Linked DNA regions of Mus musculus: regions 2 and 3 are each linked to region 1. A link is a loop called in an ENCODE intact Hi-C map of the cell type or tissue named here. Cell type or tissue: heart. All regions are shown on one strand.

Region 1 (8,000 bases):
ACATTTATTCACAGGTGTTTTCTTTTTTTAATTGATGCTATCACAAATGCTATCACTTAATTTGTTTTTAAATTTTATTGATATATTGGTAGGGTATAGAGAACTGGGTAACTTTAGATGTTGGTATCTTAGTCTGATATCTTGATGAACTCATTTAACATATTTAAGTTTTTAAAATCTACTCCTCAAGACCTAAATGTCGTTGCCAGATGGTTTCAATAAAACCAATTTTGTGTGGATTGCATTAATTTTCTGACAGTTGGTTTGTTGATTGTTTTGAATACCTTTGTTAGTATCCCATTCATGGGATCTTTGGAATGCGGTTCGTTCCTTGCTATGATAGTCTTTCAGTGGCCTGTGTCTGGCTTCCTTCAGTAAAACTGCAGGTCTTGGGCTAGCATTTGGGTGTTCAGCACAGAGTAATATGAAGGCGTTGGTACAATCAACCTTGGCCATATCCTTTAACTAAGGAGCCTACCCCAGGTCCCAACATCAAACTACAGTGCTCCCCACCACGTCTCCATGTCTGTGAAATCCATTTAATCTTTCTCACTACACCAGAACCTAACTACTGGTTTCCTCTAGAGTTCAGCCTGTAGCAGCTCAGACCTGCACGGTGTTGTGTGTTTCTGTTTCTGAAGCATGTATGCCTGTAATGTCAGTCAGATAAAAGCAGCTCAGCGAAGGACGAAGGACGAGTTTGTTTTGGCTCACGGTTTCAGAGTACAGGATGTGATGGTGCACACGGAATGGCAGCAGGAGTGTGAGGCAGCTGGTCACACTGCATCCATAGCCCGAAAGCAGGAAGCCGGAAGCCGAGAGAACTGGAGAATGGTGCTCTGTTCACATTTCCCTTTGTATGCAGTCTAGGATGTGAGCCCCTGGGATAGTACTGTCTGCATCCGGAGGTGATTCTCAGTTAGAGCTCCACGGGACCCCTCTTACTGACACACTAAGTGTGTCTCCTAGATGATTCTAAATCTATAGAGTACAGTAACCATTACCAGTGGCCGTCTGATTTGATTTTCTTACCCAATTCAAGAAACTAGTATAATTTTAACAGTATTTAAAGTAGTGAATAATAAGAAATTATAGAAGAGACTAAATGGTCTTGCTATCACTTCAGAGCTCCAGCTATTGCTTATTGTAGTGTAAGTTTTCAGAATATATTTCAAGAACATTCCCTAATGTGGTAGAATTCTCCCTGGTAAATTCTATGGTTTATTGACATTTATTTACCATGTTTTCATTTCATTACTTTAATTCTATAAGGTTATTTTCACAGGCTTATATTTAAAATTATACAGCTTGGAGAACTTTTTATTGAATTATTTTTTAACTTAAAATATAATTACATCATTCCCCTTGTCTTTCCTTGCTCCAACCATTCCCTTATACCCCTCTTGTTCTCTCTCAAATACATGCTCTCTATGTGTGTTTATGTGTATATATACATATACATCATATACATACACATACATATACATATATATGCCTATACATCCCTAAATATACAAATACAACCTGCTCAGTCCCCATAGTGTTACTTGTACGTACATGATTTCAGAGATGGCCACACAGTGTTGGATCACTGATCTGTGGTTTCTCCAGTTCTCATCATCCCTTAGTTAACTGCAGTCCTTTGACTAGACTGAGGCCTAATGAGATTTCTCCTTCTCTTGGTCGTGTCTATCGACGTTGTCCTTGTTCAGAGTTTGTTTAGGTATCCGTGCTGATGAGATTTCCTGGGTTTATCTTCTCTGGTATTCCTAATAGTAAAATCTCACAGCAAACTTATGGTAATCTGGCTCATGACTACCTTTTCTCTCATCTTTCCTGGTTCATCTTGATCAGGAGCCATCTTTCCTCTCATCTTTGCTGGTGTAGATGGATGGGTTGGGACTGGGCAGCCCGTGCTCACTTGCTCTCTGCATTTTATGTAGTTGTGACTTTCTGCAGTCATGTCTGACTGTTGCAAGGAAATGCTTCTTTGATGAGAGATGAGACTAAGATATGCATAAAAGGATAGAGATTTAGGATGTAGTTATTGATTATGCTGATTTATATCCTCTGAGTTATATCCTTGGCCATATATTTATATGGCTTATATATGTGGCTATATTTAAGTGGTGGGTTTTAGGTTCTCCTCGCAGATTAGTGACTTTATCAGCCTTGGGGAGCTGGCTAGGTCTCCAGTACCAGGCGTGGGTTTCTTCATGTTGAGAGGATCTTAAGTCCAATTTGACAGCTGTTGGTTATCACCAAGTTGTGTGTGCCCCTATTGCAAATTGTGCCATGGCGGTCATTGTTTTAGTTTGGAGCCATAGAGCAGGGTAGGGCTATCAGTTGCTTGGAAGCCTGTGTGGAGCCTTCTGATACCACGAGAACTAGTTCTCAGGGACTTTAAAAAAGTAAAATATGCCGGGCGTGATGGCACACGCCTTTAATCCCAGCACTCGGGAGGCAGAGACAGGCAGATTTCTGAGTTCGAGGCCAGCCTGGTCTACAAAGTGAATTCCAGGACAGCCAAAGCTATACAGAGAAACCCTGTCTCAAAAAACCAAATAAATAAATAAATACATAAAAAAGTAAAATATACTATTATAATTGTATGTTCTAAAGGGAAATCTATTTTATGATTCAAAGAATAGAACACAAGCCTCATTCCAGGAAAATAAGTGTTGACATTACATTAATTGATGGTTTGGCATCCTCTAACACTTTGGAAGTAGGATTTTCATAATAGACATCTGAAAACAACAATTCTTATTCAGTAAGAATTTCCTTTTTGGAGATTGGTAGACCCAAAAGAAAGAGAAAAAGTAGAAGTCTTTAACCCATTCGAGAAACTTGAACTCAAGGATGCTGGGTAAGGATGGCTGGGGAGGAGTACCAAGCAGATTTGAATCTGTAAGAAATCAAGGATGAAGGTAGCAGAGAACAGGAATGAGGTGTGCCGTGCAGCACTCAAGTAGGTGACCGACCGTAAGAACCTGGGTGCTCATCTGGGAGGACGGACTGCCGAAGCCGGATTCCGGCGGGCATTTTAGGGCCGTGTTAAGGTGAGAAGAAGAAAGTAGTTCTTCGTGCCCTGCAACTATCTAATAATACGCTGCCATAGCTGTCTTCTAATTGTAGGAGGTGCTTTATTGGAAATCTCAAGTTTGAACTCCTCAGACTCTGTCCGTCTCCTATCCCTCTAGGGCCAGCTCAGCCCTTCATCCTGTCAGAGCGCATAAAACAGAACAGCTTACAATTTGCTATGAAGGGGTCTTCGGGATGAAGCATCTTAATGTCTGGAAAGATTAGACGGGATCTTCATGCTTAAAGACTCCCATGAAACATTTCAAATCACACGGATGTGTCTCGGTGCCCTTTGCCAAAATTAATAGATTTAGGCTGTGGAGTTAGAAGAAGGCTAAGTATCCATACCCACCTATCATCCAATAACATTTACTATTTTTAAATCTTCTTATAGCTCCTGTACTCTTAAACTGAGAATATATTAAGTCAGAAAGGCTACCTATTTTAGACTCCTGTAAGTTAACACATAGGGGCAATTTCGATGTATAGTGACATTCTAGAAATAAATATCACACACAATGACCTAGAGACTACACCATGTTGATCGCATGCGGCTGTTTTTACTTGCTTGCTTGTTTGTAATTTTGACTATTTATCAGTCTGAGGTTGACCCGCCTTTCTGGTTTCAAATAGCTATTCCAAGAGCCCTGATAAAGAATGGCACAGAGGGACCATGGCGTAATAAACCACCAAGTGAGCTACTTTGAATTCCTCTCATGTTCTGAGAACGAGAATGTCTTAAGCTTTGATAGAACAGGGCAATTTTATATTTTCCGTCTGACTACTTTAAAAGGTTCATTGTCTTTTAATTAAACTACGGTGGGGGGGGGGCTGCTGGGGGAGAGAGCAGAGATTAAAAGCTGTCGTGCTGTAAACGGGGTGGCTTTTAGCAACTAGTAGATGAGTGAAGCCACCACCTCAAGCAAGATGAACTACAGCAACAAGTTCTGTGCCTCGAAGCTTCTCCTTGTCTGACTGTAGCAGTAATTTGGAGTTAATTTGTGTGGCTTCCGCAGTAAAAAAAAAAAAAAAAGACTGTGTTCTATGTCGTCTGACTCTTCCTAGCATGGCTTCGCAGCTGTTAGGTCCCCTTTGTATGGTCCAGCACCGAACCACCACCACAGGTGAAAGCCAGGTGAGCAGGTTAGATGGGCATCTTGGACCAGGCTTAGTGTTCACCACGTGTTGTTTACTCTCCACAAAATGCCTGCGTGGATCAGCCTCTGCCTCCATTCTCCCACTTCCTGCCTTCACCAACAAACGGAGGGCCACTCTCCTCTGGGCAAGTCACACTGTTAGGTTGGGCGAATGTCTGGGTTTCTCTGGGAGTTTTATTGCCTGGCACATTGTCTTGTTTTCCTTTGTCTGCGTGAACACTTTTTTTCCCCTTCTTTGTGTCTGTTTTTCTCCCTTTGCCTCCTACTCCCCACTTGTCCCCAAATCCTTGAAGCCAATGAGGCTGTGGTGACACCTTCTGGGCAGTGCTGGGAGTGAATTACAGCCAGGAGTGAGCTTCCTGGTGGTGGTAGCTCACCCACATACAGTGAATAATAGGATGTATGGTTTGCTTCATCAAAGAAACTGATACAACATCCTACTTGTTCTTGGGATTTCTAGCACTGCTAAGTACCAAATGCCGTAAGTTTCTTGCAAACAAGCACAGATTTGCAGTTAGTGAAATAAAAAAAAATAAATAAATTGACAACCAAGGCCCTACCTGCTTACTTTCCTAGTGGTGGTTCTGAGTCAGGCTTGAAAATGAATGTCAACAAAATAAAGGAAAGCAATTACGTGGGACTAGAATATCAACACCAGACGCTGCTGCACGTGTTTTTGCAAGGATGTGTGTGTGCATGTATGTGGTGAGACACGGCAGTATCCCGTTACATGCCAGTGCCTTCTAGCAGTAAGGACGTGTCCCATGAACAGTCCTGGTGAAGGCAGTGACATCCATCTCAGCTGCCCACTGCCTGGCCGTGTAGGATACAGGTCGCCTGGTGCTGTTTCTGTGCACCCATGTCTCTCAGCAGGTTTCACAGACAGGCTATGGATCTACTCTGTACAGCCTCAACTGGAGTCTTTTTTTTTTTTTTTTCTGAACAGACTCCATCATTCCCACCTCTCCTTCCATGCTGATTTAATTGTTATATTTAACATTTTTAAATGGTTTCTTTTTTTTTTTTTTCATACTGTATGGAAATGATACAAGCTTACAGGTACCAATTTCTCTCTCTCTCTCTCTCTCTCTCTCTCTCTCTCTCTCTCTCTCTCTTCCTTTCCTCCCCCTCCCTTCCTCCTCTCTTTCTTTCCTTTTCCCCTTTTCTTATTTTTTTTTCTATCACTACTGACTTACACTTGGACCCTGAAGAGACTCAAAGGTACAGCTTCTAGGAAAAAAAAAAATCACATGGCAGCTCTAGCAAAGTTGATGTTACTATCTCATCAGGAGAATATTAAAAGAGCCTATGGAGTCTGTTGAATAATCTCTGCCCTCCTCATAACTCTCTGTCATCATCACTGACTGAATAGCAAATACAGAGGTAACAGACAACAAAGGTACACCGGGCAGCCATTGCAGCTGTGAAGCTGCCCGTCTTTGCAGTAACTGCACACCTTAGGACGCCGTCACTAGGACACTGAGCCCAGGACACTAAGCCTGGCTGTTGTGGGTGACTGGAGCAGTTGCATCTGCAACCTTTAAAGGACCACCACATGCCTCATCTTCACTTTCTACGCCGTTCTTCAGTGAAATATTGCTTATTGGGTGTATAATATAAGCATTTATGTGTGGTACAGAACCCGATATTTTTTACAAGTCCTAAATAATCAAATCAAAGCCTAGCCACATTACTTTCCAATTCTGATTTGCAAACAGTGGTAGTCCGCTTGAGGGCGGGGGGAGGACAATAATGAAAATGGGGGTGAGGCTTTCCTGAAATTAAAAGAAAGCTGGAAATACCGAGGGTGTGAATAAGTAACAAAGTGTCGTGTGGTAACTGTCGCGTGGTAACTGCGGGGATGATGGTTTTATTTGAAGTGGGGGGCGGGGGGAGGGAGAACCAGAAGGAGGCAAAAACACAATTTGGTCTAAAATTGAATTTCTCTGATAAGGCATTTCAGAAGCGGCTTGTCTTATTCACTCAGCAGCAAAATAATCATATGCGCTTTAATAATCTTTATTTTACAGGAGTGTGTTGCCAGGGTAACAGAGTGTAAGCAGGGGAACAGCACCTTCCAGATCACAAAGGCAAATCTGTGGAAAGAAATTTCTCTCCGTTCCTCTCTCCCTTACCACTGTAATAAAGACTCTGTTTTTTTTCTGCACTATTTAATAATTGCCCATAAACATCCTCTTCTCCTTTCCCATTTCCATATCTGCTAAAACATGGACAATGGCTTAAGTCTGGAACTGCCAAGCTCAGTGGGCTAAGCAAAAAGACAGATGTGGTATCTTTAGCATTTTTATATAATTATTTTTTATTACTATTTTACCCCGTCTCCATTCCTTCCCTCTGACTGTATTCTTATTTCCTTCTCTCTTTAACCAGCCCGATGGTAGTATACCAAGGAAAGGGGGCTCGAGGTGGGAGTCTATATTCGGCTACATTAATCAAAATTTATTAGCCAAGCTTGCCTGCATGGAGATTTGAAGGAAGCAAGGAGTGCAGCTGAAGAGGATAAATTGAATTATTGCAAATGGAGTGACAAGCATTCAGACCTAAAGCTACAGAAACAATCATTTCTTTATACTCATGAACATAGAGGGTGGGTAAGGGGGAGAAGGAGATAAGTAGATTGGGGTGGGGGGGGGGGAGACAGAGAGACAGAAAGAGAAAGAAACAAAGAGACAGAGAGAGAATCCGAGACAGAGTGCGTCATCAGGGTCATTCAGTTTTTCATGGGCCCTGCTTCTGGGAGATCAGCAGATTTGAAATGAACAAAGTGAGAGATCCCAATGCCTTGGCAGCAGAAGAGATGCTCAAAACTGGCAATGAGAATGTACCAACTGGTCATTTGATAAGGTTCAATTCATGACAGACTGTGTATTTTCAGTAATTACCCCTAATTGTTTTAGCCAGGGCTCTAGCCTTTGAGGGTAAATTTCGTGGGGTCAGGGCACGTCTCGAGATTAGATAGAAAAATACTCCAAAGAGTCTGTGTTCACATGACTGTTGAAGGTGTGACTGTAGTGAAGAATTTTCAGGTTAAGGACATGTAGGTTGCTTAACACCACTGGTAACAGGATTCAACCTGTTTGTGGTAGCAGAGGCCTTAAGACAAAGGACTTCGAGGTGAGAGATGAAGACACACTCTGGTGCGTGGGAAACCAAACCAAAACAAACCATAAAGGACCGAGAGAGTGGACCATAAGCAAAGGGCCGTTTTTTAGGGAGTTTTCGCCTTGCAAATTCTCCTTGTCATCCCTGTAAAGGGAAGAAACGGGTGCATTTCAAGGCCATCACTTGAATGACCCAGATAGGACCTACTCTCCGAATGCCTGAGCTATCCAAAGAGCATACACCTAGCTAGCTGGCCAGCCGCTTTGAAGGTGAAATGCCAGTGAGCAGGAGATTTCCTTCTTAGTGTTGGTTGGAACAAGTGTTGCACTGTGTACATCTTGAGTCAGAGATGGGCCGTGTGAATAAGAAATGAGATACAAAGTTGTCTTAGCTCCCATGGACTTCCTGGAGTGTTCTAGTGATAGTAACATCAAGTGAGCAGCCAGCCACGCTCTCCAGTACTACAACAGAGAGAAACAGTACCTCCACTTAATGAAAGGTCTGAAACCCAGATTCGGGAACACGCTACAAAAGCCAGCCCACTGCAAGAAGGACCTGGGACAGCAAAGTCCCTTGTAACTTTAGAACTCATTGGTTTTTGTACTATTCTAGACTAAGTATATCAGTATCTCCATA
Region 2 (8,000 bases), 1.3 Mb before region 1:
GGAGAAGGAGAAGGAGAAGGAGAAGGAGAAGGAGAAGGAGAAGGAGAAGGAGAAGGAGAAGAGACTAATACCGTCCACTTAAAATAAAACAAACTATTTTATGATTGTGACTGCGTGTGCATGTGCTGCAGGCTGCTTGTGGAGGTCAGAGGACAGCTTTTGGGAGCTAGTTCTCTCTTCCCTCCATGGATACTGGGGGTCAAACTCAGGTCCTTAGGCTCGTGTGCAGGAACCTGCTGAAGCTGTCTTGCTGGTTCCACAGTGAGAGGCAGGTTCTCCCCACTGAGCAGAGAGCCCACCATGTAGACTGGCCTGCATGGCCAGAGAGTTCCTGGGATTGCCACTCCTCGATGCTATGCTGAGGTTTCAGAGTCGTGGAGTTGTGCCAGGCTTTTAAGTGTGTTTATTTTCATCTTATGGGTGTTGGTGTTTTGCCTGCGTGTATGTCCGTGTGAGGGTGTCACATCTTGGAGTTACAGATGCTTGCTTGTGTGCTGCCATGTGGCTGCTGGGAATTGAACCTAGGTCCTCTGGATGAACAACCAGTGCTCTTAACTGCTGAGCTGTCTCTCCAGATGTGTCAGGCTTTTACCTGGCCACCACGTGGGGTCCTGGGGCTCAGATTCAGGTCTTCGGGTCTGCTGTCCAGTGCTTTCACCTCCGGAGCCATCCCGCCAGCTCTCAACACAATAAAATCTTGACAGAGGGCTTCAAAACAGAAGATGGCTAAACCATGGAGTCCTCCGTGGGTAGAAAAATGGGGAAAATAATTCTTTTGGTATCTCCAAAACATCTCTAATTGTACAGGAGGGAAACAGCTTCACGCTCACGATATGGAGAAAAGAGAGAAGTAAGTTTTGTTTTTAAGGTCAAAGCATTTTAATTTTGAATCCTATTTTGTTTGTGTGTGTGGTGTGTGTATGTGTTTCCATGAGTGGGCCCTGTTTCAAAATGTATCAGAAAGAAATATATTTTTTCCATTGCTTTGCTTGTGTTCCATGCGTGGGCTGGCTACTTTTTTGTCCTTGTGAACACTGCAATGGGTGTGCGCTTGCTGGCCTGAGTTGACACTAGATGTCCCCTCACTCCCTTTCCATTTTGTTTTGCTGAGGTGGGGTCCACCCCGCCAGTTCTGGCTCACCCAGCTATCTCGCTTGCCCAGGAATCCTTTGTCTCTGCCTTCTGAGTCTTGGGTCAGGATGCAGTCACTCCTGTGTACAGTTCTCATAGCTTCTGGCGATCTGGACTCTGTCTTGCGTACAAACACTTTATTCACTGAACTGGCCCCCAGCCTCTTTTCTTTCTTTTTCTTCCTCTCTTTCTCTCTTCTCTCTCTCTCCTTCCCTCCCTCCCTCCCTCCCTCCCTCTTTCTTTCTTTCTTTCTTTCTTTCTTTCTTTCTTTCTTTCTTTCTTTCTTTCTTTCTTTCTTTCTTTGCTATTTGCTGCTTGGTGCCAGGGCAACATTTGATTTTTTTACAACCACATGAGATCCCTTTCTTAATAAATGAGGCAAATAGGAGCAGGTTAAGCAGCTTTCCCAATTTTAGTAAGCAGTACAGGTGGGATTTGAACCTAGAAAATTCAACATGGGGCCATAGTCGATGAAACCCACCCAGCTGGGCATCTTCATGGATCTAGGACTCTCTCTCTCTCCCTCTCTCTCTCTCCCCCCCTCTCTCCCCCCTCACCCCATCCACAGTCGTGAGTATCCTAGGTAGCCTGGAACTCATTATGTAGCCAGAGTTTACCTTGAACTCCAGGTCCTTCTGACTCCATCTCCTTGGTGCTGGGATCACAGAGCTGGCTGCCACACCTGCTTTTAGGCAACGCTGCTGATCCCACCCAGGGCTTCCCACAGGATAAGGAGGGGCTCTGCCATCTGACCTGCAGTCCAGGCTCTAGGTAGTTACCTCTTGCCTTCGCTCATTTACTGCCTGTTTGTGTCTTTGAGGAGCTCAAACCAATGTTGGGAATGGGTTCAGAGATGTGGGCAATGCTGTCATGGCAGAAACTGCTTCCCAGTTCCTTTGCCGCTGCCGCCACCACCAACATCGTCCTCCTCCTCCTCCTTCTTTTTACTAACCTTCTTTCTTTCCAAAACAACCCATACAAAGGTTCGACTGCTCAACTGTGAATCAAGAAGGATGTGTCTGTGTCAAGACACAACAAAGAGGAGGTGCCCAGGTTTGGGCTTCTGATGGCTTCAGAGTTAGGGACAGTGGCATATTTCAGGAAAGAGCCTGGAAGCAACTCTCTGGTCAGGGTCACCAGTCAGGCTCACTGGTATCCAAAGAGTCCTCACTTCCACCTGCTCAGGAAGCTTTTCTTTCTTCCTTCCTTCCTTCCTTCCTTCCTTCCTTCCTTCCTTCCTTCCTTCCTCCCTCCCTCCCTCCCTCCCTCCCTCCCTCCCTCCCTCCCTCTCTCTCTTTCTCTCTTTCTTTCTTTCTTTCTTTCTTTCTTTCTTTCTTTCTTTCTTTCTTTCTTTCTTTTTTTCTTCCTTCCTTCCTTCCTTCCTTCCTTCCTTCCTTCCTTCCTTCCTCCCTCCCTCCCTCCCTCCCTCCCTCCCTCCCTCCCTCTCTCTCTCTCTTTCTTTCTTTCTTTCTTTCTTTCTTTCTTTCTCAGAGAAAGCAAAGACTCAGACCTCCACAATTGGCTGATATGATATCACTAGTTCTCAGGTGTTAAAACACAACTCCTAATTTGCATTGGGCAAACCCTCTGGATTTTAAAACTAGTTTAGTCTTGATTTCCTGGCTTGCGTTGTTTCCTTTCAACACACACCTGCTAAATAAGATGTCTTCGTTAACACGAATTAAGAATGCTTTGTTCCTTTACAGCTTTGTGAATGAAGTTTTAGAAATGTGTTAGCATTTTTTTTCTAAAATAAGCTCCTTAAAAATATACAAATTCTTAGACATGAAACTAAAGAAAAATCTCTAGGCTTATGTGTGAAAAATATTTCTCTGTCTCTGTCTCTGTCTCTGTCTTTGTCTCTCTCTCTCTCTCTCTCTCTCTCTCTCTGTGTGTGTGTGTGTGTGTGTGTGTGTGTGTGTGTGTGAGAGAGAGAGAGAGAGAGAGAGAGAGAGAGAGAGAGAGAGAGAGAGAGATATGGGCTTTAATCATCACTGTACTTAGAAACATTAAAAGACCAAAGGAAACTTGTTTTTCATTGTAAGGAAAGGAACCGGAAACACTAGCAACATGTAAATATTGTTTCCTGGTAAGTTATAATCACATTACTCTTGGGTTACATGTTAGACCATGCTGATACCAAAAGACCACTTCCCAGTGGTGTCATTGCTTTGGGAGGCAGAGATAGGCGAGATCTAGCCCATGCAGTGACTAGGGTAGAACTGGCTTCTTTTACAAACAGGCATTTGGTTTTGTTGTTTGTTTGCTTCCGGACCCTCTCGTGTTCTAGTTGAACTCTTAGGCAAGATTCCTTAGACACAGACACTTCATGAATATCAGGCCCATGTTTCTCTGCCTACTGTTAATCTTACAGGAAGAGCCAAGGTAGAGTTGAGGTTTGTGGAAAAAAGTACCAGCCTCATCATCATATGGAAACAATAAGAATCAAGTTGCCACACTTCGTAAATCAGGCTCATTTTATCTTATGTTCTTTTGTTCGTTTTTGATTTTACACTTTTACGATGAACACACTTGGTTTGTTGAATGTACGCTGGAGACAGGAGCCTCCGTGGTTCCAGAATGTCCACTAGTGGGCGCTGCAGTGCTACCAACATTGTATGTATGAGTCTATATTTTTAATCCGAGCACAGTATTAAAGAAAAAAAAAAATCACAGAGTAAATGGTGAGTTTTCATCCCTTCATAGCAGCTTTCCTGTCAAGAAAGACACCAAAAATATAGCTGGAAGATGCTATCTGCTGAAATTATTTACTAAAATTTTAGAACAGAATGGCAGGGTGGGGATCTGTCCCGTTTCTGCCAACATTCATTTATATTTGCAAATTGTCACGTTTATTCTTGTTTGATAGGCATGGACTCTGAGTTCACATTATGCAGAAAAAAAAGGTACTTAATGGCCTAGTCCAAAATTAACACTACTCATTAGGCGAACACCCTGCCTTTTTTTTCTATCAAAGAAAGGCCGTTCATGTGTTCGGTCTATATGATTTTGAGTAGGAAGCAGTACGCGTTTGGGGCTAAGATGTCTGTTTGATATTTAGAGGCGAATTTGATGCTTTAATAAGGGAATCCTCTGTCTCCCTCATCCATCATCCCGCATCTTCATCCATCCAAACACCACTGTAAAGTTGTCAGAGCCTTTTCCATATTCAGTACTTGTATAAATAATGGCTGCTGTGATTTGAGGAAAAAAAAAGGCGGTGTGCATTTCCCAGTGATGTTATATATCTGATCACAGCCCTGGCGACACCTCAGAGGTTTTGTTTAAGCTTGCTGCAGCCTCGTGCATATCATTTAAGTCCTAGAGTCAAAGACCATTTTGTATGTTGACCATTATTGTGGTTAGTACTTGCTGAAATCAGTTTTGTAATGGTGGTGGTGATGGTGTGTGTGTGTGTGTGTGTATGTGTGCACGCTCTAGCGCATGCATGTGTGTGTGTATATATGTTTATGTGTGCATGTGTATGTATGCATATATGTGTGTATGTGTATATGTGTGTGCGCATGTGTGTGTGCACATGTGCATACCTGTGTGTTGTACAGCACGGATAGAACACAGCCTTTGCCTGATCATTTCATTTTTTTTTTTTATCATTGCCCATCACTTTTTCTCCTCTACTCTGCTGTCTTAGGGATTATGCAGGTTCAGTGCAATATTCTGAAATTAATCAAAGCAAGCAAAACCCCATGCCTTATTATCCATGGTGGGGGAGAGAGAGAGGCTTCCAGGACCCACAGAGCTTTGTGATGCCGGCCAGTTGTATAACTAGAATTTTATACATTATCTTATATATATATATAAAGAGGCTCTGGTTTTCACACAATGAAACCCTTTCATGTTAAGTTGTCCAGGCAGTGGATGGCTGCGTGTGTCAGTGACAAAGGCTTGCGATTTAACTGATGCATTGTACCCTGTTCCTTATTTAAATGAGGAACTCATGAGGGTGTGTGTGTGTGACAATATCCAATATCCATTTTTTTCTTTTCTTTCTTTCTTCTTTTTATTTTTAAGCTTAGCAGACCAACTCTAAGTCCCTAATGCAGTAATGCTGTATGGGTCATGGCAGCTTTGAAAAAAAAATGAGGCAAGAGCAAACTTCCAGCATGCTTATCCAGTCTGGACCTTGCGTTCTGTCTCATCTTTTGATAATCAGGCTCTCCAAATTATTTGTTTCCACTAAATTAGTGGCCATTGTACAGATTGCAGACACTTAGTCTGATTGAAAGTGATCAAAGGAGATTATGCACTGGGCTGGCTGAGCGAAGGTTCTGATTTGACCCACTGCCTGGAGAGAAAGTATCTAATCTTATAAACCCCATTCACTCCTGATGTGCTTTGTGACACTGCCCGGAACACATTAGACCCCTTTGTCTTAGTTCAGAGGAAGATGAAGGTGGGTTGGGTTGAGCCGGCACATGAGACAAATGGATGGAGACCCTGGGTGGTATTCTTTTCGTGGTGTCTTGAACTCTGTGTGTGTCAGGGTAGAGGGGGCTCTGCCTCCCTTCCCGATGGTAAATTCCCACCATCTTGGAGGAAGACACTGCTTCATTATTTATCAAGTGTGTTCTCGGTGTCAGAGGCTGTTACAGATCTTATGTTTCAAATCTAACCGTATTTATGTGTGTTTATGTAGCTTGTCCTACGAAACAGAAACATAGCCGGCCGTGTTTGCGGGTATGGAAGTGAGGAGAAGGAGGTGGGGTGGGGTGATGGGGAGATGACTGGCACTGCCCACTAGAACATCTGCCGTATGTAGCATGTCCTCCTGCCTCATCTGGAAAAGTGATTTAGATGGTCTCTCTCTCTCTCTCTCTCTCTCTGTCTGTCTGTCTGTCTGTCTCTCTGTCTCTCTGTCTCTCTGTCTCTCTGTCTCTCTGTCTCTCCCTCTCTCTCCCTCTCTCTCTGAATGCTGATTTCTGTTTTGTTTTTACAGAGAAAGAACCCCAGAGATGGAAAGAAAACAAAGAATTGTTATCTGGGAGCTGTTGGTAGGAGGTGAAGTGCATTCAGTCATGGAGGAAACCAGTGTGGAGGGTCCTTGAAAAATTGAAAATGGAACTGCTACTGCTTGACCAGACATGGTTGATGGCTTACATCCAGAGGAAGTGAAATGGGTACATCCAAGTGTCATCTGCTATTCCACGCTCATTCAACCTTGTCCCCAAGAGCTGAGGCCCAGAATCCACCTGCCTGTCTATCACGGATGCTGCGGTGATATACAGTGGAATATTATATACCCCTAAAAAAGAAGGAAGTCGTGTAATCTGGGACATAATAGTTGAATCTGGAGCATATTCAGCCATGGGAAATCAGTCAGGCACAGAAAACTAAATAACATGTGATCTTATTCCTATGTAAAATCTAGAAGGAGGGGGAGAGGAGAAGAAAGGAAGGAAGAAAGAAATTCTTAAAATAGGACAGTGTTTGCAGGGTATTGGGGAGATATTGGCCAAAGCAAGATTTCAATTAGATAGAAAAATGAGTTCAGATCTACTGTTCAAGAAGGGAATCATAGTTCATAATAAAAGTGATATATTTTGAAACCTGCTAAGAGAGATTTTTATGTGTTCTCACCCTAAAACTAACTATATGAGACAATGCGTGTTAATGAGCTCAATTAGGCTACTCTACAACGAATACAACGTTCAAAACAGCACTAAATAGAACCCGTTTTTATTCATCAATTAAACAAATGTTCTGGAAATAGCTCCTTCCCTTTGGAGTTGCGGGTTGATCCTGCGTGAGGGTGTTTGGCTCTGTGCTTCAGTTGGCTGGAGTCCATCGCTGTAATCTGTCCCCTCAAAGTTGTCACCTTTTAAAGTTTGAAATCAGATTGGCTAGGATGAGGTAGGGACGACGACGGAAGAAGATCAAAGGATTACACCAGGTGGAGTCAGGCTGAGAGGGGTCACAGAGGGTTAGGAACTTGTGTGGTAAGCATGCTCTCTCTCGGGCTTGAGCCAAGCTACCTGGCAGGAGATGGCCATGTGACCAGGGTGCTGCATTCACATGCGTATACATCAGGCTCCACGGGTCTTTCCCAATCCTCTTTCATGTTAGGGTTTCCTGGCCCTCATCACTCACCAGTGGAAGAAAGTGGCCCACTAGTGGTTCTCAAGTGAGTGGGACCAACCTTACATTTTAACATTGTCATTGGGATAATTGGCAGAGGGCTCCCATGCTCCCCTCTTACGCATAGTTTAGATGTCAGAGAACAGCCATCGGGACTCAGTCTGGCTTTGTTTCCTTTAATCTCTGACAGGACTGTCTAGCGTTGATTCAAACCAGGAGGGGCTCCGCGCTGTGGGTGAGGGAACTCACTCAGACCCTTTCATGGCCCTGGGTAGGTAGAGGTGCCAAGTGAACGTTCTATCTAGTTCCTCAAGTATCTGGTGAGGGTCTTGCTTGATGGTCTCCAGAACATTCTGTTGCATGAATCCCTCATCTGTCTCTTTCGTTCTGGTCCCCTTAGAGGGCAGGGATGACACAAGGTCAAAAGGAAGGAGAGAGCAAAACCCCCTGGAGTCAGACTGTGGCCCTTCTCTGGTTCCCTCTCTTTGCCTTTTGTCTTACAGAGGGAACTACTGGTCTGCAAGTTGCTGTGCAGATGGCTGGGCACGGGGCTGGCCCTCCAGCTGGGCTGACTTAACCCCAGAGTGTTTGTGTTTGCTTTTGACAGCCAAGACAGAGAGGAGGGGAAGCTGGTTCCAGCAGGATGAGTCTCCCCTCCTTTCCTCCAACAGCAGCTGGTGGAATGTCTAGGCTGTTCTCCTGCCACGCACTGAGTGAAGTTTGGATGGGGGACAGATGTATTCTCTAGCAAGGAATCCCAGCTCTTCTTCTGG
Region 3 (8,000 bases), 490 kb before region 1:
AGTGAAAGCCGGGCTAGGCCTGGCTGTATGAATGAGTCCATCCCCTACATTATGAGCTAAATTTGAAAAGGGGGACGGGAGGCTGGGGACCAGGGCTTACGAGAGGAAGTGAACTCCAGCAGTGATCCCTAGACCATTCCAAAGTTGAGAGGTGCCATAGTAAGAAAAAACAACATCTAATACCATCCCTTTCCTCCTCCTGTTCTGCATCCTCCCTCTCATCCCTCTCATCCTCTCATCCTCTGTACCACTGTGGGTAGCTATGACTGTATTCTACCTTTTTGAAAAGATAGATGAGAATTGGATATGGTGGGGTTCACTTTCACAAACACCTCAAAACCCACCTCTGAGGGTCCAGAGTAGGAAATCGAAAGACCACAGATAACACCGAGAAGACCCTCTAACCCCATTTTTATTTGGGACCAGAACCCCTGAATTCATTCAGTCAACAGGGGCTGGTTGTCTATTAGACAAAGACAAGTATGTAGCCTATAACATTTGGAAGTTTAAAGTTAGACGTCATAGCAAATATGTAAAGCCCACAGAAAGTTCTAGATCCCTGGCATGTTCAAGGAAGACTTAGGTCCTGATGAGTCTGTAGGAGGTATATCTATGACTGCCAATCCCTTCCACCAGCTTGAGCAAACAGGTTTCTGAGAAGGCAACCTTACAAGGTCCCAACTCTCCCTGGCTGGCTACACAGTACTGGCAGTTAGTTATCTTTGCAGGAATCAGAGACACAGCCAAACATGGACGACCACTATACCACAGTTCAAGGTCTCATCTGCGATCATCCTTCAGGAATGTTCTATGTGAGACTTTCCACAGAATGAAGCAGCAGTAAACACACCCGTCCTCCATTACTAGGCTCTCCCAGCAGAGTCCCACCTTTGCAAGTGTTACGAATGAGAAGTTCACACCTAACTAATGATTTCTTAATAGTCTCTCTCTGGTGTGACCTTTCCATCTCTCTCTCTCTCTCTCTCTCTCTCTCTCTCTCTCTCTCTCTCCCCCTCCCCCTCTCCCCCTCCCCCTCCCACCCCCACAGTACAAGGTAGACAAGCCCAGATAACCATCTGGGGTAGGGGAGGGGGGAGGAGCCAAGCCTGCCTCCCTCTTTGGCCAGGGAGTTTTCCTTTACTGCCCTGGCTGGGCCTGGATACCTTGCTGTCTGCTTTCAAAGCTATTTCCAGGGACACCCTCTGTCCACCTTTTTGGTGAGAATAAATAAACAGACGGAGGCTCCCACGTCTTTATTAAACATTTCCTCCACGCTGCATGCTTTGGCGCTGCGCCCATGTGCACCAAGAAGCGTCTCCAGAACAGCTGGACCCCACAGCCGTGCCACACAGTCCTACTTATAAATAGCCCTTTGAACAGGCAGGAGGCACCTGCATTGGCTACTGCAAGCCGCTGTGCCGTCGTCCGGGTTTTCCAGCTTGTGAAGTTCCTGGCTGGAAGAAGCCGCCTCTTCACACCCTCACTGATCAAGGACTAGCAAAAAAAAAAAAAAAAAAAAAAAAAATCCAGGGTCCATTTGCCTTGCTCCGTTGGCATGCACAGACTGGATGTAGGGGAAGGAAGGACACCCGTGGCCAGCAGCTATGATAAAAATATAGGACTGTAGCCAGGAAAAGCCTGATCATAAATAAATAAAAAGGCCACGTCTGACCAAACCCCCGACCCCTAAATCTTGAAGGCCACTGGACCAGGAAATTGAATGGCTGGACGGTGTAGCTTTGCTCCCCGACTCTGGCCCCGCATCCTGCCCTGGCCTGAAAGGTTCTCTGGGCTGTCTAAAAGGTTTGTTGTCCCCCTCCACCACCACCATCCTTTTAATTTAGAAATTGCAAAGATATAGCTAAAGAGGAAGTGCATTTTAAAAACGCACTGAACACTCAATGGCCACAGATCTGAGTGATATTGAAAGAGGAAGGGCTGGATGGAGAAGGAAAAGGAAAAAAAGCCAGCGTGTGTGTGTGTGTGTGTGTGTGTGTGTGTGTGTGTGTGTGTGTGCAGGATATTCTCCGAGACAGCCTCTGAAAAGGGAAAACAAAGGCGAGCGCGTGGCGTGAGAAAGGCAGAAATAAGTGGGAGAGATATATGAGTGTTGGGGGAGGGGCGCTCAGGCCATGGATGGGAGGAGGGATACGGGAATGCTGGCTGAGAGGCGAGCCGCACACGTGTGAGGGAGGGAGGGAGAGAGAGGGAGGGAGGGAGGGAGGGGGAGAGAGAGAGAGAGAGAGAGAGAGAGAGAGAGAGAGAGAGAGAGAGAGAGAGGAAGAGAGGAAGAGGAAGAAGAGGAGAGGAGAGGAGAGAGAGGGAGAGAGCGAGAGACAATGATGTCAGCATTTCCTTCTGGGCTGGTCACGTGGTCCTTGCCAGGTAAACAGACTGGAAATAGACTCCATAAAGGCAGCCTGCTGGGGGAGGCAGTGGCGATGGCTTCACCCTTTCGGCTCTGCTTTATCCTCAATGAGCAGGTTTTCCCTCTCTGAGCCTAGGTAGATTGTGTTCTTAGAGCCCAAGGAACAGGCTCCAAGATTGAACGGGATTTGCTTCTTTGTAATTAGCCCAAGGAGTTTAGAGTCAGTTTGATTTTGAGGGACGGGGTTGGGGTGGGGGGGTGGGGGGAGAAATGAACTGCAAGCTAAGCTTGTCTTAGTGCTTAGACAGGTCAGAGGGGTCTAGGTTAGGGCTGGATTGGAAAGGGCAATTCGGAATGAAACTCAGATGTTGTCATTACAAACTGGAGGATTCAAAATGTTCAAGAATCTAATACAGCTCAGTGTGTGACTTCAGTGTCACAGTGAGGGACGGAAGCCACACAGACAGTCAAAAGGCAGTTGCTACTGGGCTCAGTGGCACCCACTGTAATCCCAGCACACATGGGGCTGAGACAGGGAGACTGGGAATTCAAGGACAACTTAGGTTGCTTAATGGGCTTTCTTGAGACAAAACACGGCTTTGCAAGCACAGCTCTTTAAGAAATATAAATGGGTTCCCCCAGCAAGGCATGGTAAGAATTTAGGGCATGTTCAAATTCAAAGGACACATCTGAAAACTTGATCTGACAGGAGTGGTGGAGTGGGCCTTTAATCCCATCACTCTGGATGCGGAAGCAGGTGGATCTCTGTGAGTTCCAGGCCAGCCTGGGAGAGGCCAAGGCTATGTAGAGAGACCTTGTCTCAAAAAAAAAAAAAAAAAAAAAAAAAAAAACAAATAAAGAAGAAAAAAAGTTGTTTTATCCAGACAGCTCTCACCTTGGCTGTGATGTGTGGGCTCACATTCCTGGAAGTAAGGCCTCTCTCTGTATGTCTGGTGAAATTCTCTTTTAGGCCATTCCAGTGCGTATTAATTTTGGATCAGAACAGTACATCTTGTTTTCTCTCCTTGTGGGAATTTGGCCAAGGCCCATGAGAAATAGGCCCATCAGCTGTGTCTGTCTTCTGGGCTGGAGAGGGTTCCTGAGTGTAACCTGGATGGTGCCAGACAAACAGGGAGGCCTCAGTAGTCCTAAAAGAGCAGCAGGGTGTATCTACCAAGTAGATACAAGAAGAGACTGCTCCCCCACCGGAGACACAAGACCTCTTCCCTTGCCTTTTCTCTCCCCATTTGATTTCTCCAACCATCTCTGGCGCATTTGGAGCAGGACGCACTGTACTTCAAGATGAATTGGGGCATCCAGTGTGTCTGTTGTTAGACTTAGGAGGTGACCAGAAAGTGGGCTTTAGTTGCATCAGGGGAATGGGGGTGGGGGTGGGGCAAGATGTTTGTAGATGCCATTTCTCTACCCTCACCCCGTTAGCTCCTCTCACGAGTGAGGAGTGATGAACTAACACGCACGCATGTACTTTTAGCCCCTTGGGGGTTAAAAGATAGATATTTGATCCCTTCCTCTGGTAACAACATATGTCACTCTGACACAACTCCTAGGCCTGAGTTATTTTTGCAGCATTATGTAATTGGATTGCCTAGTCAGAAGTGCTTCCTTAACAAGCCTTTCAGCAGCCCTCCATGTGGGCCAGGCCAGCCAGTCCTGCCCAGTGGCATACACCCACACTTGGGAAACCTTCAGTCAGAGCCAACCAGCTAATCACAGTGAAGGGAGGCCAGTGTGTGGTGGTCTAACGCTGGAGAACCTTGCAGAAGGGCGGCTAAGACCTAGTTGGAATCTATGAGGCAGGAGCTGGCAGCTTGCACAACACACATACACATACACACACACACACATACACACACACACACCCTTTTCTCCCCTAGGGTCTGCAAAGCCCACACTCTCATGCGCCCAAGAAGCCTGCCTGTCATTTGAGTGTTCCTGTCACCTAATTCTCAGCTTACTGGATTTTCTAATATTTTTTTCATGAGTGGTTGGTTGGTCATCTGATTGTCCTTTCCTGTTCGTCTTGATGACGTGTAGAAGTAAGGGTCTTGTCCCAGCTTCAAGTAGACTAAGACAATTTGCAAAGGCAAAACAAGAAGGCCCTGTAGAAGCTTTTGCTCCTGAGGTGGGAGCAGCTCAGGCTAGCCCGTCTGGGGCATTGCATCAGGGTTGTACCCTTGCAGACATCCTGGCTGAGTTGCCATTGCTGCATTTCCTTATGGCTTCTGTCACAGAGAGCATCTTCCTTGCCGGCCTGTGACTGTCTCCTATCCTCGAATGTCAGCCCTGGAACCATGGGAAACTAATGCTTGTTTTGTCTTTCTGCCTTAAATGGCACTGCTAGCTTTCCTCTTCCACCGACGACGGGCACCTTGCTTGTCTTGCTTTGACAAGAGGCAGCTGGTGTAAAGCCCCACAGAAGTGGGTTTCCAGTACAAGCTGAGCAACTTTAAAGCTGTGTGGCCTTTGAGTAACAGCCTCTCTGAGTGCAATCATCCTCTTGAATAGAAAATGGAACTCAGAGCATTTTCCAATTGCAAATGAATACAATTACAGGTACAGGGGATGGAAGGGAACTTCACATAGTAGGTACTCAGCAAACGCAGCAGACTGGAGGAATAGAGAAAATAGACACTTGCTTGGCTCCTAAGGTTAAACTTCCAAATTTCAGCATCATTGGGTTGGAAGGGAGGAAGAGATGCCCCTGGTCCTAGGATCTCTGGGATAGATTCTCCATGGCTATTTAATAAGTTTCCCCCACCTAAAAACTGCCCCACCTGGCACTCCCTTGCAGGCCCTGTCTTCCTGTAGACCCCTGTTTCTTTCACCTGTGCTAGGGTTCACCGCCTGCCCGGAAACAGAAAAGAAAAGGGCTAGGCACGGTCTCACCCAAAGGTGAGTCCTGCTGTGAATCTCGGGCCTCCTGGTAGGAGCCCAAAGGGCAGGGGACAGATACCAAGAACAAAATGAGGTAGGCGCAGACAGCTACCGGCAAATAACTGCGGAGGCCGGGAAAAGAGGTTCCCTGGAGCTGGGGGGCAGGGAAGAGCCGGCACCTCGGTTCTGGTCGCTGAAGTAAACAAACACCCGGAGCCTATCGCATTGACCGCACCTGGAGGGGCCACGGATGGTGTGGTCCACGGCCTGTGGCAGCGTGCGCCGCTATCCTAGTTGGCAGGAAGCCCTTCCCTGAAGACTGTAAGTCTAACCTTTAGCATTCAAGTGTCGGGGGCTAAAGTGTCTTTATGAGCGGTTCTTCCTGCAGCAGCGTTCCCAGACTTCGGGAGGAGGGTCGGCGCAAATCCACCGCTTTCTTTTCTTTCTCATTTCCCCCCTCCCAGACAAAACGCGCGAGGGAGGGAGATGCACGCAAGACACTGGCACCCCTGAAGTTGGCCTTCAGCTAAACCAAACACCCACTCCCACCTCCTTTGGTTAGGAGGGTCTGCGGTGCGCCCCAGTAGGTCCTCCATTCTCCGCTCGGCCCTGAGGTCGCGAAGGCTACAGAACCCGGCTTCTTCCCAAACACCTAGGCTGGGAGGGGAAGCCTGGGACTTGGGACTCTCCAGTGTTCTTCTGCAGCTGGCGTTCAGGGACCTCTTCCTGGGCAGCCCCACCTCTGTTCCCAGAGGGGCGGGGGTGGGACGTTGGTGGCCTAGCAGTGTCTGGGAAGCTCGACAGGCTGCAAAGGCGGAGGAAAAAAAAAAAAAAATCTACAGAACAGGCAGCCCCAGCTAGGGAATCGCAGCCATGGGGAGGAAGGGCTGGGCCTGAACGTTGTCCGGGCCAGGGGGTGTGCCTGCGGCCGCGCCCTCTGCTTTCCAGCTGGGCAGCTGGGGCCCGGGCTGGGCGTAATGGTTTTTTTAGGTTCCCGCAGAAGAACGGTGACAGGCTGGCTCCGCCGGGGCTAGCCTATTTCCCCTCCCAGCCGAGGGGCCCCAGGAACGTGCCAGGCGCGCACCTGCAAGAGGCACTTGGGTTTCTTGGCTGCGGCTATTCACTGGCCTAAGCGGTTCAATTGGTGTCTTCAGGAGCCAGAGCCTCCTGGCTTCCTCTCGGCATCCCAAGCCAGAGGGAAGAAAAGGGCCCCGAAATATCAGGCGTGCTAGATACTAGGGATGCGCGCACTAGCTCGGAGAACCGGAATCTGCATCTTGGGGAAATGTCGGGATTCTTGGAGGTTATGGTTTGGGAGAGCAGAATGGAGGGATTTAGGGAGGTGACTGGTCTTTACAAAGTCCAGCCCCCAGGTGGGGGGAATAGTAAGGCAGATACAAAAATCGGTGCGTCCTATTCTGGCCACGAGAAACTGACGTCGAATGTCACTACTACCCACTGAGCTCTACAATCTAACTGGCAAGCGGCTGTGGTTTTAAGGGCGCGCCCGAAGCACACAGGGGGTCAGTTCCCTGCCCTATGCCGAGCCTGAAGGCCGCCCAAAGGAGAATGTGGCTAGCTGGAGTCAAATCCCTGGTGCTCTAAGCCTGTTGCGCCCTGGACCTCTCCAGGGACCTCGCGGGGTGCCTTGCCTCTGCCCATTTTCCCCATCCAAAGGCGGGCCCCAGATTTCGTGCCTTACGCACGCTCCAAGATCAGATTCACCTTTCTCTCTAGTCTTAAGAAGGAGAAACAAACGAATCGGATTTATTTTTCTTTAGAAAGCATATCTGTTCAATGTCCTTTGTTGCTTAAATTGTCCTTAGAAAAATTTTTTCCAACTTCATTTGAGAAAACAAAAAGTTGATGTGTTCCCCAAACCTTGTTTTACTTTAATCCACCCCCTTAGACGTGTAGTCGGTTACCTCGGAGGTTTTCTGAGGCGAAAAACAGTGAAATGGAATGGCAGGGAGGACGAAGACTGGAAATCTCTCATTTTAAATCCCATTACTGGCTTTGAGAAGTACAAAAAAAAAAAAAAAAAATCAGGAAGAGCTAGTTCGTCCCCCACTGATTTCCTTCACTTCAAAGATTTCCCTCGCCCCTTAAATCAGAAATATTATGGCACTAGGTATTTCTCAAGGAAAAATGCATACTTTTTTCTGAACATATATATGATATAGGTTCCTTTTTTACATTTCTCAGCAAAAGAAAAAAGTGTGTGTGTGTGCGAGGCATTCAATTCCCTCATCATTAAACAAACCATGCCTGCAAGAAATGCAAGCATGGGGGGGATTGCTCAGCCACCTACCCCTCCATTAGCACATGCCTGCCTGTCAACAATGCACGTGCCACTGTGGGCATTCTCTCCCCAGGCCAGCCCTGGTGGAGCACGCTCACAGCTCTGCTCCTTAGACTCCCACACCACCACACCCCCGCCCGCTCTTCTCAGGGCTTCCTTTTCTTTAGGCTGTAGCCGGCAGGCATCATTCCCCAAGTTATGTGCTCCTGAGACTCCCTAAAGCGCACGTTGTCCAACCAAGGGTGTCTGTCCTGTAGTTGTTCACTTTGTTGAGTTGTGATGAGGTTAGTTCTGTCTCCTCCTCGCGCCCGCCTTCGGCTTTTGATGCGGTGCAGACTTCTGGTACCGGGTCACCAACAGGGAAGCCAGTGTGTGGTGGTGGTGCATAACCCAGCGAGAGCCACAGACTCTTGCTGTTCCTGCACCCCCAGATTG

The links. Hi-C counts contacts between places; a loop is a spot of excess contacts. Peaks named below come from ENCODE experiments on the same cell type or tissue, not always from the same donor. Only the 100,000 strongest peaks of a DNase experiment are listed, where the experiment ranks them.
Region 2: a loop joins it to region 1, with 8 times the contacts of the local background. A loop is called at or near these places in 9 of 42 quality-filtered maps.
Region 3: it touches region 1 in a loop (2.4-fold over the local background); 3 of 42 quality-filtered maps call a loop at or near these places.

The regions. Positions count from the first base shown.
Region 1 is chr8:109,181,534-109,189,533 of GRCm38, forward strand. The region is part of intron 5 of D030068K23Rik (RIKEN cDNA D030068K23 gene); the gene reads left to right. The region is part of intron 1 of 4922502B01Rik (RIKEN cDNA 4922502B01 gene); the gene reads right to left. Among named protein-coding and RNA genes, the nearest start is that of 4922502B01Rik, 64 kb to the right of the region's middle. In heart, a CTCF peak has its summit at 4,548 (motif pointing left); no DNase peak of the experiment used is centred here; H3K4me3 peaks cover 665 bases; H3K27ac peaks cover 689 bases; H3K27me3 peaks cover 272 bases.
Region 2 is chr8:107,878,317-107,886,316 of GRCm38, forward strand. No RefSeq gene overlaps it. Among named protein-coding and RNA genes, the nearest start is that of Gm39242, 48 kb to the left of the region's middle. In heart, a CTCF peak has its summit at 3,718 (motif pointing right); no DNase peak of the experiment used is centred here; H3K27ac peaks cover 152 bases.
Region 3 is chr8:108,690,030-108,698,029 of GRCm38, forward strand. It overlaps Gm42043 (a long non-coding RNA gene), which reads right to left and starts at 3,581. Exons shown (of 3, transcript XR_879166.2): 1 at 3,264-3,581. It also overlaps a transcript of Zfhx3 not described here. In heart, no CTCF peak of the experiment used is centred here; DNase peaks (open chromatin) are centred at 1,382, 2,062, 4,032, 6,212 and 4 weaker places; H3K4me3 peaks cover 3,958 bases; H3K27ac peaks cover 2,510 bases; H3K27me3 peaks cover 3,000 bases.